Linked DNA regions of Homo sapiens: region 1 is linked to region 2. A link is a loop called in an ENCODE intact Hi-C map of the cell type or tissue named here. Cell type or tissue: endothelial cell of umbilical vein. All regions are shown on one strand. Each heading gives the region's core, and the rest is flanking DNA. Links, peaks and the distances in the headings are about the cores only.

Region 1 (8,905 bases), core at 235-8,234, 74 kb before region 2:
TTAAAACCACAAAGCAGTCAGCTTCAGCACCTTGCCCAAGGCCAAATTCCTCAAATGCCAAACCTCTGACAAGGAGTAGACAAGGAGAGGATGAGCTCACTCTGAGAAGAGGAATGGACTGGCAGATCCTCAGCTCCCCAGGATTCTACCAGCTCCCAGGACTACTCCAGCAAGAGAAATGGCAGGATTTCTTGCCTCACCAGTGGCTACTAAACCACTTCAGAAACAAACAATAAGGACGGGCGCAGTGGCTCACGTCTGTAATCCCAGCACTTTGGGAGACCGATGCAGGCAGATCACAAGATCAGGAGTTTGAGACCACCCTGACCAACATAGTGAAACCCTGTCTCTACTAAAAATACAAAAAAAAATTAGCCAGGCGTGGTGGTGGGCACCTGTAATCCCAGCTACTCCGGAGGCTGAGGCAGGAGAATCGCTTGAACCCAGGAGACGGAGGTTGCAGTGAGCCGAGATTGCACCACCGCACTCCAGCCTGGGTGACAGTGTGAGAATCCATCTCAGAAAAAAATAAAATAAAATAAAATCCACTGTTTCAGGTTGGATTCTTCAGAAGCAGATGCTGAGACAAAGTCTGGGGTTCAAGATATTTATTAGAAGAACTATCCTTTTAAAGGAAGGAGGAGGAAGCAGGATGAGGCAGAGAAAGCAACCCACCAAAGCCTCAACGGGGTGTCTGGCGTCCAGTGAGCCTTCATACTCCAACCTTGCCTGTCACCAGATGTCTCCAGATGTGAGTCCCCCAGGAAAAGCACGGCCTAGGGCGAGCAGCTGTCGGAGGGGACGGACTCTCAAGGAGCTGACAGCTAGCAAGAGGCTGTCTGCAGAGTGCACCACCTGTAACTGTCAGCAAGCCCTCCCCCAGAGGGAGCCAGGGTGGCACATCTCTGCAGTTAGCACATCCACCTGTTCCAAAGACATAACCTGTCTTTAGATTTACAGTGAAGTTTAAGAAGATTAAAAGTTTAAGTTATGTTACTGGGAATTTACTAATATGAATAAAATATAAACCAATAGGAAATATTTTCATTAGTGCTTAAGATGACAATCATTTTTCAGATTATAGAAAAATCAATTGCAAGAAAATTTTGCTCTTCCCACTTACTGAAAATTATAAAGAATGTACACACAAACATATATATTTATATACACATCTATATATAAATACATATAGATGTATGTATTTATATAGAAGATGATCTGGATGTTCCAAAAATTGTTCACAGTAATTATCTCTAGGTGCTATGATTTCAGAAAGATTTTGCTTTCATCTTAATATCCTTCAGTATTAATTGCATTTTTTGGTAGCAAGTTATCTTTGTAAACAGAAACAAAGATATAAACTTAAAACAAAAGCATCCTTTATCCCCTCTGGAGGACTTCTATATCCCACCCATGAATCCAGCTGAGAACCACCATTATGGAGGAAGGACCCCAAAACTAGACAAAAGTCTTGGACCCAACAGTGAATCACCAGGAGGACATAGGCTAATGACTGACTGGTTGCTCTGTAGCTCTGTTTCTGGGGCAGGGGAAACTAGAAGATCTCTGTGGCTCCTTCCAGCTCGATGTTTTATGGTTCTAAAACAAATGTCAGCCACCTTCCCTCCCCATTATTTTTGGTAATGAGAAGCTAAATTTAACTGACACACACACAAAATACCCTAAACGTATAGCTTTGCTGTAAGAAAACTGTACTGACCGCTACGAAGTTTGAGCTGTCTACCAGTTACCACAACCCTTCTGGGGAAAGAGCACCCTCGCTGGCAGGTGTTTGTCTCAGAAGCTGCAGAAGCTTATGTCACAAACTGGCCAAACCAAGAGAAATAAGCTATTCGGTACCTGTGGAGGCCAAGAAAGGAAGGCTTCTGGAGAAACCTGGCGGCACTGGCCAAAGAGGGCCCATCAGGTCAGATGGCTAACACAAAATTCCTGTGAAATTGTATCACTAGGGAGCTATAAATGCCACATGAGCAAAACGAAGCGGCATCAATGTTTATCTGTTCTTGTCCCCAAAAGTATTGAACTCTGGTTGTCATTCTCTGTGATATTTGCATTTTATCCCAGTCTTATAAACATTGGGATCCAAAGGAACTGTGAACCAAAAAGGATGATTCCTCTTGCTTATCCCACAAAAGAACATTTCCTAAAGGGAACTCTTGCCTGGCTACTTCCTTTATAGGACGGAATAGCCTCTGAACTCCTTGAGGGCAAGGGTCGTCTGTCTCATTCAGTTATGTATGTCTAATGCCTAACCTAAGACTTGGCACAAAACTGACATTTAGTAATTTTTTTTTTTAGACGGAGTTTCACTCTTGATGCCCAGGCTAGAGTGCAATGGCACAATCTTGGCTCACTGCAACCTCCACCTCCTGGGTTCAAGCGATTCTCCTGCTAATTTTGTATTTTTCGTAGAGATGGGGTTTCTCCATGTTGGTTAGGCTGGTCTCGAACTCCCGACCTCAGGTGATCTGCCTGACTTGGCCTCCCAAAGTGCTGGGATTACAGGCATGAGCCACTGCGCCCCGCACATTATTAAACAAAATGGCCAAATGAATGAACGTATATGCTCCTTTGCTAAAGGCAGTGACACTAAGGATAAGACAAAACACTATGCAACACTTGGAAATAAGGCAAAAGGAAGGCAGCATGTCCTTTCAATGCCATACTGGTGTACTGTCTCATAGGTGCACCCAAGGGTCATCTGATTCTCTAGGAGATGATGTACCTGTGTTTCACTGACTGTTTACCATTGGTTATGGTTCAGACTTTATGAAGTTACATGTTAACTGAGATTTTTATCCATTTTAGATGTATATAATTTCTCTGCCTGGTAGAACTAAGATCCCCAGATGTGATTGGTTTACTGCCCTACAGGACATCAACCAGTTTCCTTTTTTTTTCTTTGAGACGGAGTTTCACTTTTGTCACCCAGGATGGAGTGCAATGGCACGATCTTGGCTCACTGCAACCTTCACCTCCTAGGTTCAAGTGACTCTCCTGCCTCAGCCTCCCGAGTAGCTGGGACTACAGGTGCCCACCACCACACCCAGCTAATTTGCATTTTTAGTAGAGATGGGGCTTTGCCATGTTGGCCAGGCTGGTCTCGAACTCCTGACCTCAGGTAATCCACCCACCTCAGCCTCCCAAAGTGCTGGGATTACAGGCATGAGCCACCACGCCCGGCTAATTTTTGTATTTTTAGTAGAGATGGGGTTTCACCATGTAGGCCAGGCTGGTCTCAAACTCCTGATCTCAGGTAATCCACCCGTCTCGGCCTCCCAAAGTGCTGGGACGACAGGTGTAAGCCACCGTGCCCAGCCTGACCAGTTTCATATCTAACCTAGCAATCTTGTGCCGGTATTCTTCAGGGCCTATTAACTACACAGCTCCTCAAATGCTCTTTGAACCACTTTAGCTTCCTACTGGTTCCCTCATTAACGAGTTAAATACATCTTTGCCATGTACTCATTTTATATTTGTATGAGTCATGTTTAAAACTTTTTAAAAATTATCTATTGACAAGAAAAACATAAGAAAAGAAGATCTAGTTTGTAGCATAGCATGAGAGTAAAACATATACATAAACATTTATATTTTAGGTTAAAAATGGTAGTGTGGAAGACAGCTATTGACAGTGGCTGAAGCGTAGGGAATTTTAAACATGGCTTTTAGCTTAGTTTATAACTAGGTTTTCTGTTTATTGCCAGGAATATAAATCCTTGACAATTATCTGAAAGAATGGGGAAAAGGAAACGATCCATTAGAAGGTATCTGGAAACATGATCCAGTAGTTGTAGTTGTATCTCTGTGACAACAGAGTTCGGTGGGATCAGTAGACCAAAAGATCAGCATTCCAGTCCCAGGAATGCCTCTGTAATACTAGGAGAGTCACCTCCCTCTGAAAGCTAGTTTCTAGCTCCAAAGATACATAACTATTAAATAGTTCCCTGATCTGAGGCTTAAATCACCTTCATTCTGGCTTCCTTGATTCCCCTTTAGAGACATCTCACTGCCAGAAACAGGGGAGTCTTTTAGTCAATTTAAAATAAAAAAATAAGTTCTATTAATAGTGGTGTTGCTGCCTGAAGGCAACCATCAAATCTAGATCAAATCTCACAACCCTCTCAAGCTTGATCTGTTTCTATGGTTGACTCTCAGCATCTGAGGCTCCTTGTCACAGCAAAGTAGGTGAACATGAGTCAAAACCAGTTAGATTCACACACATGAAAAGCCATGTCCGAAGCCCTTGGCATGGGCGTATATCAGATGGGACATTCCCCTACCTTTCAAAGTTAGGGTCCAGTGTTGACGTGGTGATGTAAAACTGCATTTTCCTGCATTTCCTTCATTACTATTGTTTACATTCTAAACCTATCATTCCTTAACTTCTCCACCATTCAAACATTGTAAATCATTCTTTAATTCTGCACTAATCCTCTCTCCCTTTTAACTATATGGCAACTGAAATTGAAGTGAACTTCAATAGTGTTGGAGACTCAGGTAGGTGGAGGTGCATGTCTTTTTTGTTGTTGTTGTTGAGACGGAGTCTTGCTCTGTCACCCAGGCTGGAGTGCAGTGGCGCGATCTAGGCTCACTGCAAGCTCCGCCTCCCGGGTTCACTCCATTCTCCTGCCTCAGCCTCCCGAGTAGCTGGGACTACAGGCGCCCGCCACCACGCCCGGCTAATTTTTTGTATTTTTTAGTAGAGACGGGGTTTCACCGTGTTAGCCAGGATGGTCTTGATCTCCTGACCTCGTGATCTGCCCGCCTTGGCCTCCCAAAGTGCTGGCATTACAGGCGTGAGCCATCGCACCCGGCCAGAGGTGCATGTCTTGTTCCATCCTGATCAAAGTCAAACAGAAAATCTGAGGCTGAATGGAGCCTCTTTTTCTCTATTCACATGCACACATGTGTACAACTGTCCCCTTTCCACGCCTGCCTTCCTCATGACACCCACCACAGCACCCTACACATAAGAGGAGCCCAATAAATATCTGAATACGTGGACAAATCCATGAATCACTCAGGAAAGGACAGAGTGTCATTCCTATTCTACAGAGGTAAAATCTGATACAAAAAGATTTAGTGTCATGCAAGAGCCAGGAAGCAATTCTTCTGCTACATCTGGCACAATTCAGACCCTTAAAAGATAATTATATATGTTTCTGGAAGATTAGAGATATTTGAGAATTGAGGTAAGAGCAATAAATATGACTAAGAGGACAAAAATTGGTTCTGTGAGGGAAATGAAATCATAATAGCAAGGGTTAGACTAAAGACAGACTTCAAGCTATCTTCAGATACCGGATGTGACTACATTGTAAGCCCAATTTAATTACTAACAATAAAACATCCACAACTAAGAGATCTTGATATAGACAACCTGCATAAATTGCACATTATTTAAACTCTTGGCAAGATAAATTCTATCATTTCTGTCAACGTGGCTTAATTAACAATATTTCTGCTCTCCACTCCCACGACATGCTCTTTGATTTAAAATCCCAAATCTTCTCCATTGCCAGAAAGTACATCTACAGTGATGGGTTTCAGTCCTCTACTCATGAATAAATATCAAATTTGTGACCTTTATCACACCCTCTAGGCAAGGATTATTATAATGAGAACTGATCAGTTGCCTCCACATGCACAGCAGGAAAACTCCGAAGTGGGGAGTTTTCCTACAGCCTACGGGAAAAGGTAATTAAACACACAACAGTCCTCTAAGAAGCTCCAAGAAGCTCCTTCTCAATCATCTTTAAAACCACCATTCGTCTCAGATGGCTCTGAAGTAGTGCTGCCTAGAGAGGGACAGGCACAAATGACAGGGCAATGTGCAGGCTCTCTGAGTAGAAGATACTTTCAGGGCCACAAGGCCACAGCAAGCTGGGACTCTGCCACCTCAAATCTTCCTTGGAAGCAGGAGAACTATAAATTCCAATAAAAACAAAAATGACCATGGCCCACCATTATTAACTCTTTGGAACTTCACCTGAGTCTAAAGTGATGAACAGAAAGCGTATTCAAATTTTGGACAATCCCACACACATCACAAATGGCTCTTTTTAATTATTTTCCTTACGTCTTTAAACCCCACTAGTTCAATTATTTTTATAATTTTTTTTTCTTTGGAGATGAAGTCTCACTCTGTCGCCCAGGCTGCAGTACAGTGGCGCGATCTCGGCTGACTGCAACCTCCGCCTCCCGGGTTCAAGCAATTCTCTGCCTCAGCCTCCCAAGTAGCTGGGATTACAGGCGCCCACCTCCATGCCCGGCTAATTTTTGTATTTTTAGTAGAGACAGGGTTTCACCATCTCGGTCAGGCTGGTCTTGAACTCCTGACCTCGTGATCCACTCGCCTTGGCCTCCCAAAGTGCTGGGATTACAGGCGTGAGTCACCGCACCTGGTCTATTTTTATAATTTTTGACAAAGTCTCCATTGTTTTGTGATGAGATGGGAGTATAAATAAAAATCATACTTGCTAACATTCTTGAGTACTTGAGTTTACAAAATATTTTCACGTACGTTGACTAGTTTTCTTAAGGTATTTCCCTTGTAGTATTTCCAAACACACAACAGAATTAATACCACGAGTACTCATTTATCCATCAGCCACCTTTAGCAAATCTTGACACTTTGCTACATTTCCTTCGGGCTTTTGAATAATAATTTAAAAAAGAAAGCTACAGATACAGTTATTCCATTCCACTCTGCTGTCATTTAGAGAGATGACTACTATCCTGAAATACGAGTGTGTCACTCTAAAGCACATTTCATACTTCTACCATATGTGTGATTCATAAGCAATTTATACTATTGTTTAACATTCAATAAATGGTGTCATGTACTAGTCATTCTACAACTTGCTTTTCTAACCCTTACGTTTTTGAATTTTACCTTTGCTGGAAATATAACTCTAGTTCATTAATTCCAATTTAATTCAATTTTCACAGTACCTTTTTACCTAAAATAACGAAAGAGTAAATATCTTGCCTGATTCTAAGAAGCAATGACTAATTCAGATTCCATTCTCATCCATAAGTCCATGTTCTTCTACTGTAAAACTCTGTTTTCTGAAATTAGAAGACTGGAAATTACAAAGTCTTCATTTAAAATCCTGTCAAGCTGTAAGTTAAGGAAAGGAAAAAAAAAAAATCCCCACTTTCGCCACTGTCCCTAGATTCTTCACTATACAAACAGGGCTACCAATTCATTTCGAGAAGACGCTGAACCAAATTCTTCGGTTTCTTTGTCCACTCTGGGAAATGTGAACACTAACCAGACATTTGACGATATCAATGAACTTTACTTTTTAAGAGACAAAGTCTCGTTCTGTTTCCCAGGGTGAAGTGCAGTGATGTCATCGTAGCTCACTGCAGCCTCAAACTGCTGGATTCAAGCAACCCTCTTACCTCAGCCTCCAGGACTGCAGGAACACGCCACCACACCCAACTATTGTTAACTTTTCTTGAAGAGTGAAAATGGTATGTTCAAAAGGAAAAAAGACGTTGCTTAATATTTATACAGTTTCAGTTTTACAAGATGAAAAGAGTTCTTGAAATTGATTGCACAAAAATGTGAACGTACTTAACACTACTAAACTGTACACTTAGAAACTGTGAAGATCGTAATTTTATGCTATGTGTATTTTACCACAATATTCAAAAAAAGGAAAAAGATATATTTAGGGATAAATTATACGTCTAGGTTTGATCTAAAATAATCCACGGTGGGGTAGAGGTTACAGAAAAAACAAAGGTATATGGGGGTTCATTATACCAGTCTCTATTTTTATATGTTTGAAGTTCCAAAATAAAGTTTTAAATAATGGCTTAGCCCAACAAAAAATATTTTTTCCCTTTACTAACAGGTTGCTTTGCTCTTACGTAAAAATAAAAAGCATCCTATTTTTTGAACGCTAGCAGCCCTAAGATCTGCTTTACCTTTTGCAGTTCTAGAAGGGACACTGCTTCTCAAACTTGAATGTGCATCTGAGTCACCCTGGGACCTTGTGGAGATGCAGTTTCTCTTCAGTAAGGCTTGGGTGGGGCCTGAAATGCTGCACTTCAAACAAGCTCCCAGGTGCTGGTGCTGGTTCACGGGTCCCATACTGAGGAACAAGGCAACAGGGGACGCGTAGGCTGCAAGCATTTGCAAGGGGAGAATCTAGCAAGGCTTTATTTAAATTGCATATCTGGGGACTAGAAGGGCACCAACACTGCTCCTCCGTTCTGGGAAAAAGTCTCCCGGCTCCTTTGCACCCCAGCACCAGGCATCACTATCCACTTAGTGAGAACCTCTAAAATGGAGAGCATCATACAAAAACCTCCTAGCAATCAGCTTTATTCCAGCCTTACACTTAAATCTGAACTCCTTAAATAGCCATGAAAATCTAATGCCCTGAAAGATTCTCCTCCTCAATCTATTAAGTAATGACTAAGCCAAAGAAACACATCCAGAAGCCAAAGTGCAGAGGCCCAGGCAAGAGCTGGGAATCATTAACAAACTATAAGAAGGTTAAACGCAGTATATCTTGGAAGCTCTAGTAAATTCCATTAAAGAAATAACATTCATTAAAGCACGCGCGCTCCTAAGCAACCATCAACATCTCTGAAGAATCAAAAGAAGAATTTCTACCCATAGAAAATCTTATCCACAAAATACAGTTATTTCCTCTAATGTTTTATGGTTGTCAGGTTGACTTAACCAAAGTCTTCCGTCCTCAGAGAAATGCTCTATTATCTGGTAGACTATGAATGCCTACAGGACAGGGATTATCACTGACAATTCTTAAGCTCTTACCATATGATCATACAGCTCCCATTTATTGTGCTTTCGAGGTGAGCACGAAGCAGTTTATATGACTTATTTCACCTAAAACAT
Region 2 (8,905 bases), core at 543-8,542:
CATCACCCAGTTAATGAGCATAGTACTCAATAGTTATTCAACCGTTGCTCCCTCCTCTCCCTCCCTTCTATAGTGGTCTCCAGCGTCTATTATTGCCTTCTTTGTGTCCATGAGTATTCAATGTTTAGCTCCCACTTCTAGGTAGGAACACGAGGTATTTGGGTTTTGGTTCCTGCACTAATTCTGTTAGGATATTGGTGGCCAGCTGCATCCACATTGATGCAAAGAACATGATTTCATTCTTTTTTTATGATTGCATAGTATTCCATGGTGTATATGTACCACATTTTATTTATCCAGTCCACTGTTGATTGGCATGTAGGTTGATTCCACATCTTTGCTGTTGTGAAGAGTGCTGTGATGCCCATATGAGTCCATGTGTCTTTTGGGTAGAATGATTTCTGATGGATATATAACCAGTAAAAAGATTGCTGGGTCAAATGGTAGTTCTGCTTTTAAGTTTTTTGAGAATCTCCCATCTGTTTTCCATAGTGGTTGAACTAATTTACATTCCCGCCAACAATGTGTAAGCATTCCCTTTTCCCTGCAGGCTTGCCAGCGTCTGTTGCTTTTTTATTTTTTAGTAATAGCCACTTTGACTGGTGTGAGATGGTATTTCATTGCGGTTTTGATTTGCGTTTTTCTGATGATTAGTGACATTGAACATTTTCCCATATGTTTTGTGGGCCACTTGTATGTCTTCTTTTGATAAGTGTCTTTTCATGTCTTTGCCCATTTTTTAACGGGGTTACTGGTTTTTGCTTGTTGAATTGTTTAATATTCTTATAGATTCTGGACATTAGACCTTTGTCAGATGCATAGTTTGCAAATATTTTCTCCCACTCTGTAAGTTGTCTGTTTACTCCAGTGATAGTTTCTTTTGCTGTGCAGAAGCTCCTTAGTTTCATAAGTTTCCATTTGTCAATTTTTGCTTTTGTTGCCATTGCTTTTGAGGACTTAGTCACAAATTATTTCCCAAGATCAATGTCCAAAATGGTGTTTCCTGGGTTTCCTTCTAGTATCCTTATAGTTTGAGGTCTTACATTTAAGTCTTTAATCCATCTTGAGTTATTTTTCATGTATAGTGAAAGGTAGGGGTCCATTTTCATTTTTCTGCATATGGCTAGCCAGCTATCTCAGTTGCATATATTGAACTGTTTATTTTTGTCATCCAGTCCCATTAAAATGCTTCACGATAGACATTTTCTACTGGGTTCAAGAAGATATCTTGATTCACAGACACATGCTCTAATTTTTGTTTGTTTGTTTTGTTTGTTTTTTTTTTTTTAGGCAGGCTCTCACTCTGTCATCCAGGCTGGAGTGCAGTGGTGCAATCACAGCTCACTGCAACCTCTGCCTCCTGGGCTCAAGTGATCCTCCTGCCTGGGCCTCCCAAGTAGCTGGGACTATAGGCACATGCCACCATGCCCAGCTAATTCTTGTATCTTTTGTAGAGATGGGGTTTCACCATGTTGCCTAGGCTGGTCTCAAACTCTTGAGCTCAAGTGATCTGCTGGCCTTGGCCCCCCAAAGTGTTGGGATTATAGGCATGAGCCACCATGCCCAGACCCACAAACTCTAAATTCTGAGAAGAATAGTGGTTGTCCTAATTAGACATTTTGTTGGCAAATGGGGCCAAGGACAAGGAGTCAGGATTCCAGGGTTTAAAGTCTATAGACTATTCATGGCATTAAAGACAGCCTATTACAATAAGGGAACCTGCAATTCAGCAGGTGAGCACAACTTCTCATGGGTACGGATAAGAGGATTAGACCCGACTGCACTCCATGATGTGGTCTGAAGATGCTGACCGATCTTGACTCCTCTGGCAAGTTCAGCCACCTCAATTAGAATATGACCTTCATTTGATGTAGTGAGCTCCCAATTAAAATTTTATGCGAAGAGTTTTTGAAGCTAAAGAAATTTTTAGAAAACTACTGGTATAGATAATCCCATGAGTTTTTCTAAATTTTCCTGTTAGGGTACAACCTCTCCCTTGAATATTAGTTTTAATTCATTATTAATATGAATTCACTTTTACTTCTATCTCCAAGTTGGCTATTCAGAATAATAGGTAAGAAGTATTACAGTATCTGCGCTCTGCACATTGAGGGTCAATAAATATTTGATGAACAAAAGAAGGTTGATGATACCAGGAGAAAGGAATGGGTCAGGTCGTTTTCATTTTTTTACTGTCAGTAAGCCATAGAGGAGCAGGGCAATTTTTTTAAACAGAGAAGTGAATTGCTATTTTCTTTTTTTCATAAATTAAGTAACACTGACATACTTTCTTAATGTTGCATTAAAACAACTCAACTTTATGAAGGGGTTCTCACTCTAGTGAAGAGTGATGAGCAGATGATAGAAATGGCTTATATAGTGACCCAAAGAATGCACACACTACTAAATTGTGCGATTTCTTTGCTTTATGTTCAAGTGTATGAAAATTACTTGAGTGAGCCCTAAGATCTAGCTGCTTTTGGAACAGATTACAGTCTGTGTGTGTGTGTCTGTGTGTAAGTGTGCATGTCTATGTGTGTGTGCATGTATGTGTATCTGTTTGTGTAAGTGTGTATGTGTATGTTGTTTGGAGGGAATTCTGTGTCACAGTTGTGTGGTCATAGGAATTCGGAAAGAAAGAAAACCTTAACCTGAGCAGGGATGGTTCAGATGATTTCTCAGATGAAGTGACAGAGATTGTTGAGAAAATGTAATTTGAGCCCACAGAAAACCCATTGTAAGCACTCCAATTCCTGGCTACAAACTGCACTTTATTCTTCAGGAAAATATCCTGGACTCAATCTTTAATCCTTTTACAAATTTTTTTTCTTTTTTCTTTTTTTTTTTTTTGAGATAGGGTCTCACTCTGTCACCCAGGCTGGTGTGCAGTGATGCAATCTTGGCTCACTATAACCTCCGCCTCCTGGGCTTAAGTGATTCTCCCATCGCAGCCTCCGGAATAGCTTGGACAACAGGGGTGCACCACCACACCTGGCTAATTTTTTTGTATTTTTTGTAGTTACAGGATTTTGCCATATTTTCCAGGCTGGTCTCAAACTCCTGGGCTCAAGTGATCCACCTGCATCGGCCTCCCAAATTGCTGGGGTTACAGGCATGTGCTGCTGTGCCTGGTCCCTTATTCAATTCTTAATGATATCTTTAGGCAACAGTGTAGCTCAGTAAAGAGTCCAATTCTGCCCTCAGATGTGTGGAGAGAAGCCACCCAAGGCAGGAAAAGCACCTCAATCCCTGGGGTAAATGAAGGCCTGTGTATGGAAAGCTTCTTTTGGTAGACGTTCACAAGCTCAATACTTAGATGTGATATATCTCCATCCGTGGAGGACTGTTTCTTTGGGGAGAGTTCTGCAGATGTATGCAGCCTCAGTTAGCACGGCAGGTAAAGTTTGGGGAAATTAAACCATGCCAGGAGGGAATAAATGGGCGAAGGGGCTGTTTAGAGCCTGAAGTGAACGCCCTTATGGAAGTCTGAAACTAATGTGGGAAAAGGCAAGCTAAATGATTCCTATTTGGTGATTTGTTTGAAATGTTTTGATGAAGGTTATGGAGAGGAAGACTCCAGTTTCATCATCTGAGAGCCATTGGATCTAAAAGAGGTGAGGCATCTTCTACTGGGAGCTCAACCAGTTAGAGGAAACCGATGCAGACGTGATTTCTCTGCTTTCCATCTCTTCACATAAATCCAACAAAATATCTTCTGCCTAGAGCTCTGCTTTCAATGTGTGCAATTATTCATCCATTTCCTCAATGTATATTAACTGTGTGCGAGGCACCAAGACAGGAGCTGGGGAATCAGGGGGGTTATGGGCCATACCATCAAGAGTCCCACAGTTTGGTTGGAGAGGAAGATAAGAAAACCTGCCATGACAGGATTTCCACACAACAGGGAGACAGTGACAGGAAGGTAATCAGGGAGGCAGTCTTGGGTGCTGTCCACAAGCACAGACTCTGGTAACAGCTCTGTTCTTATCCCAGCCCTGCCATTTAGTAGCTGTGTGATCTGGAGCCAGTTACGTCAACTCTCTGTGTTGCAATCTCCTCAATTGTGAAATGAAACTCGTAACACCAACCTCAAGGATTTGTTGTATGAGTTAAATGAGTTAATACATGTGAAGTGTTTAGTAAAGCACCAGCATGTACAATGTGCTCACAGCCCGCAGAGAACTGCAAGGGCAGGGACCCTTTCAGCTGCACCTCAACTGTCACTCCCTGTCTTCAGTTCTCAGCTGAGTCCAGCAGTTCCTGGGCAAGATGAGGAAGAAACAGTTACCGTCATTTCCCCCTCAAACCAAAGGGAAATGAGTGACTCACTCCAGCATCACGGAATGTCTGAAAGGGGATTTCTTTCTTTATCTAAAGGAAATTTTGGCAGGAAAAGTAGACTAAAACTATTCCCCAACGTAGGCAGCTCTTGTAAAATGATTTGTTAACTTAATATTTCTATGAACTTGTATTAAATACTTACCATATGCTAGGAACTGTGGGCTATAGGGTAACAGCCTGCATTTATTGATCCCTCACATGTGCTAAGCACTGTAGAAAGTACCGCATTTATCTAATATTCACAATACATCCTCATGAAGTAGGTTCATTATCATTCAAAGGAAGAAACTGAAACAGAGAGAGGTTAACAAATAACTTGCCAAGGTTCTACAGCAAGATAGGAAATAGTGGAGCAGGGATTTGAACTTGGGAAGAATGAGTGGAGAGTCCAAAGCCTGACCACTATGTTTTCCTGTCTTAAGAAAATATAATCACTTTCTGCAAGGAGTGCTTATTCTAGTGAAGGAGCCAGAAAAGAACAGATAATTAATATACAGTGTAATCTATGCTCTATAAAGGTGTGAACAGAGTTCTGTGGAAGCACAGAGGAGGGAGGAAATTACTTTGGCTGGGAGAACCAGTTTTAGCTGTAATAAGCAAAGTACTCAAGATTACACAAAATTTCCAAAATATGTACAAACCTGGAATGATGAAAATCTGTCACAGAGAAAGAAAAGCTTACATTCAAAGATGACTAAAAACTATAAACCTGTCTAGGTAATCAGCCTCTAAATGATCAAGAGTCAAAGTTACATTTTTGAGTCTATGACATCAGGTGTAATATGCATATTACTGCTTTGGTGTGACTGACCACACTGCACTTTGCTAACTGTCAAAACCATATATTTCAAGTCCCAGCTCAAGTTCTATCTTGGAAGGGAGTGGCCACAACTTATTAGTCTTTATTCTTTTTGGTATCCTCTGTCTCATCTATATTAGGTGCCTATCTCACTGCCTGGCTCAAGGTAGTAGCTCAAATGTGTTCATTCTGCGTCTTTTAGAAGTTGATTAATCTGTTTTTGTTTAGTTCAAGGCCTAATTTTTTCTCTCTCACCTTTCACTATTTTCATTTCACATCTCATTTATATTTCTCACAGATGTTACTAGGAGTCAAACTCTAAAATTCACCCATTTCAACATTTGGGAAAGAATGCATCAAAATGCGATCTCAAGATGGATTCTGGTGGTAACTTTTGGGTTTTCTTTATCAATGTCCCTCTTTGTCACTCATAGGAAAAATTAGCTTAAACTTAGTGGGAAAAAAATTTGGTTCCATATTGCTCAAGATATGTCCTGACTACCTGTTCAGGTCTGATTTTTGAGTAGCGGGTAACAACCAGTACACATCTTTCTCCAGCTCTTGACATCAAAACCGTCTGTTCAGAACGAGAGGGAAGAGAAAGAGAAAGGGGAGAATGAGCGTGGGAAGAAAGATAGAGAAAATGATTCTGTCAGTCTAGGGTCAAAAATAAATGGAGGAGGCAAGAATGTCCTGCAAAATGCTTTGAATAATGTTATAATAAATTACCAACGCTTACGAGGTTAAATGAATTGTGTCCCTGCTGACATTAAGTAAGGATTTGAGGTAGAATATCAATCTTCAGTAAGTGTCATCCTTTTGAGCTCAAATCAGTGGGCATCATTTTGTCTGATCAAGCACCAGTCCAGTTGTAGCTGAGAACTAGCTGGTACCTACAGTAATAGCTGATTTGTCAGTTACCCTGCTCAGGTGCCCAATCATTGCAGAACTGCTCCTGAAAGTACAGTCTTTGACTTTGATATCTTTTAAACACACTTCCAGGACACCTAAAATTCCTCTGTTACATCAAGTCTCTCATTGTGTTTACATAGACTTCTGCTACCCTAACCTGGCCCTACTCCATCTGTATTAGTCTATTCCTATGCTACTAATAAAAACATACCTGAGACTGGGTAATTTATAAAGGAAAGAGATTTAATGGACGCACAGTTCCACATGGCTGGGGAGGCTTCACAGTCGTGATTAGAAGGCAAAGGAGAAGAAAAACATGTCTTACATGGTGGCAGGAAAGAGAGTTTGTGCAGGGGAACTCCCATTTATAAACCATCAGATCTCATGAGACTTACTCACCATCACGAGAACAGTATGGGGGAAACTGCCCCCATGAATCAATTATCTCCACCTGGCCCCACCCTTGACATGTGGGGATTATTACAGTTCAAGGTGAGATTTGAGTGGGGACACAGAGTCTAACCATATAACCATCTGTTGTTACAGATTTTTCTTATTCATAGTTTTCTAGTAATTAATGTCAAAATGATAAGATAGGATCTCAGCATATCTCAGTATCTCATGAGGATGCAAGTTTATTCTTAAATACTTTATATAGAATTTACTAAGATGAAAGGAGATTTTTTTCTTTTATTTATTTATTTATTATTATTATACTTTAAGTTTTAGGGTACATGTGCACAATGTGCAGGTTAGTTACATATGTATACATGCACCATGCTGGTGCACTGCACCCACTAACTCGTCATCTAGCATTAGGTATATCTCCCAGTGCTATCCCTCCCCCCTCCCCTCACCCCACAACAGTCCCCAGAGTGTGATGTTCCCCTTCCTGTGTCCATGTGTTCTCATTGTTCAATTCCCACGTATGAGTGAGAATATGCAGTGTTTGGTTTTTTGTTCTTGGCGATAGTTTACTGAGAATGATGATTTCCAATTTCATCCATGTCCCTACAAAGGACATGAACTCATCATTTTTTATGGCTGCATAGTATTCCATGGTGTATATGTGCCACATTTTCTTAATCCAGTCCATCATTGTTGGACATTTGGGTTGGTTCCAAGTCTTTGCTATTGTGAATAATGCCGCAATAAACATACGTGTGCATGTGTCTTTATAGCAGCATGATTTATAGTCCTTTGGGTATATACCCAGTAATGGGATGGCTGGGTCAAATGGTATTTCTAGTTCTAGATCCCTGAGGAATCGCCACACTGACTTCCACAATGGTTGAACTAGTTTACAGTCCCACCAACAGTGTAAAAGTGTTCCTATTTCTCCACATCCTCTCCAGCACCTGTTGTTTCCTGACATTTTCATGATTGCCATTCTAACTGGTGTGAGATTGTATCTCATTGTGGTTTTGATTTGCATTTCTCTGATGGCCAGTGATGATGAGCATTTTTTTCATGTGTTTTTTGGCTGCATAAATGTCTTCTTTTGAGAAGTGTCTGTTCATGTCCTTCGCCCACTTTTTGATGGGGTTGTTTGTTTTTTTCTTGTAAATTTGTTTGAGTTCATTGTAGATTCTGGATATTAGCCCTTTGTCAGACGAGTAGGTTGCGAAAATTTTCTCCCATTTTGTAGGCTGCCTGTTCACTCTGATGGTAGTTTCTTTTGCTGTGCAGAAGCTCTTTAGTTTAATTAGATCCCATTTTTCAATTTTGTCTTTTGTTGCCATTGCTTTTGGTGTTTTAGACATGAAGTCCTTGCCCATGCCTATGTCCTGAATGGTAATGCCTAGGTTTTCTTCTAGGGTTTTTATGGTTTTAGGTCTAATGTTTAAGTCTTTATTTTTGTACATTGATTTTGTATCCTGAGACTTTGCTGAAGTTGCTTATCAGCTTAAGGAGATTTTGGGCTGAGATGATGGGGTTTTCTAGATATAAAATCATGTCGTCTGCAAACAGGGACAATTTGACTTCCTCTTTTCCTAATTGAATACCCTTTATTTCCTTCTCCTGCCTAATTGCCCTGGCCAGGACTTCCAACACTATGTTGAATAGGAGTGGTGAGAGAGGGCATCCCTGTCTTGTGCCAGTTTTCAAAGGGAATGCTTCCAGTTTTTGCCCATTCAGTATGATATTGGCTGTGGGTTTGTCATAGATAGCTCTTATTATTTTGAAATACGTCCCATCAATACCTAATTTATTGAGAGTTTTTAGCATGAAGGGTTGTTGAATTTTGTCAGAGGCCTTTTCTGCATCTGTTGAGATAATCATGTGGTTTTTGTCTTTGGTTCTGTTTATGTGCTGGATTACATTTATTGATTTGCGTATATTGAACCAGCCTTGCATCCCAGGGATGAAGCCCACTTGATCATGGTGGATAAGCTTTTTGATATGCTGCTGGATTCGGTTTGCCAGTATTTTATTGAGGATTTTTGCATCAATGTTCATCAAGGATATTGGTCTAAAATTCTCTTTTTTGGTTGTGTCTCTGCCCGGCTTTGGTATCAGGATGATGCTGGCCTCATAAAATGAGTTAGGGAGGATTCCCTCTTTTTCTATTGATTGGAATAGTTTCAGAAGGAATGGTACCAGTTCCTCCTTGTACCTCTGGTAGAATTTGGCTGTGAATCCATCTGGTCCTGGACTCTTTTTGGTTGGTAAGCTATTGATTATTGCCACAATTTCAGATCATGTTATTGGTCTATTCAGAGATACAACTTCTTCCTGGTTTAGTCTTGGGAGAGTGTATGTGTCCAGAAATTTATCCATTTCTTCTAGATTTTCTAGTTTATTTGTGTAGAAGTGTTTGTAGTATTCTCTGATGGTAGTTTGTATTTCTGT

What was found. Hi-C counts contacts between places; a loop is a spot of excess contacts. Peaks named below come from ENCODE experiments on the same cell type or tissue, not always from the same donor. Only the 100,000 strongest peaks of a DNase experiment are listed, where the experiment ranks them.
Region 1: it touches region 2 in a loop (9-fold over the local background); 3 of 110 quality-filtered maps call a loop at or near these places.

What each region holds. Positions count from the first base shown.
Region 1 is chr3:192,879,827-192,888,731 of GRCh38, forward strand. The region is part of intron 1 of MB21D2 (Mab-21 domain containing 2); the gene reads right to left. Among named protein-coding and RNA genes, the nearest start is that of MB21D2, 34 kb to the right of the region's middle. In endothelial cell of umbilical vein, for the core only: no CTCF peak of the experiment used is centred there; DNase peaks (open chromatin) are centred at 5,215 and 7,415; H3K27ac peaks cover 4,493 bases.
Region 2 is chr3:192,953,553-192,962,457 of GRCh38, forward strand. No RefSeq gene overlaps it. Among named protein-coding and RNA genes, the nearest start is that of MB21D2, 40 kb to the left of the region's middle. In endothelial cell of umbilical vein, for the core only: no CTCF peak of the experiment used is centred there; a DNase peak (open chromatin) is centred at 4,319; H3K27ac peaks cover 1,933 bases.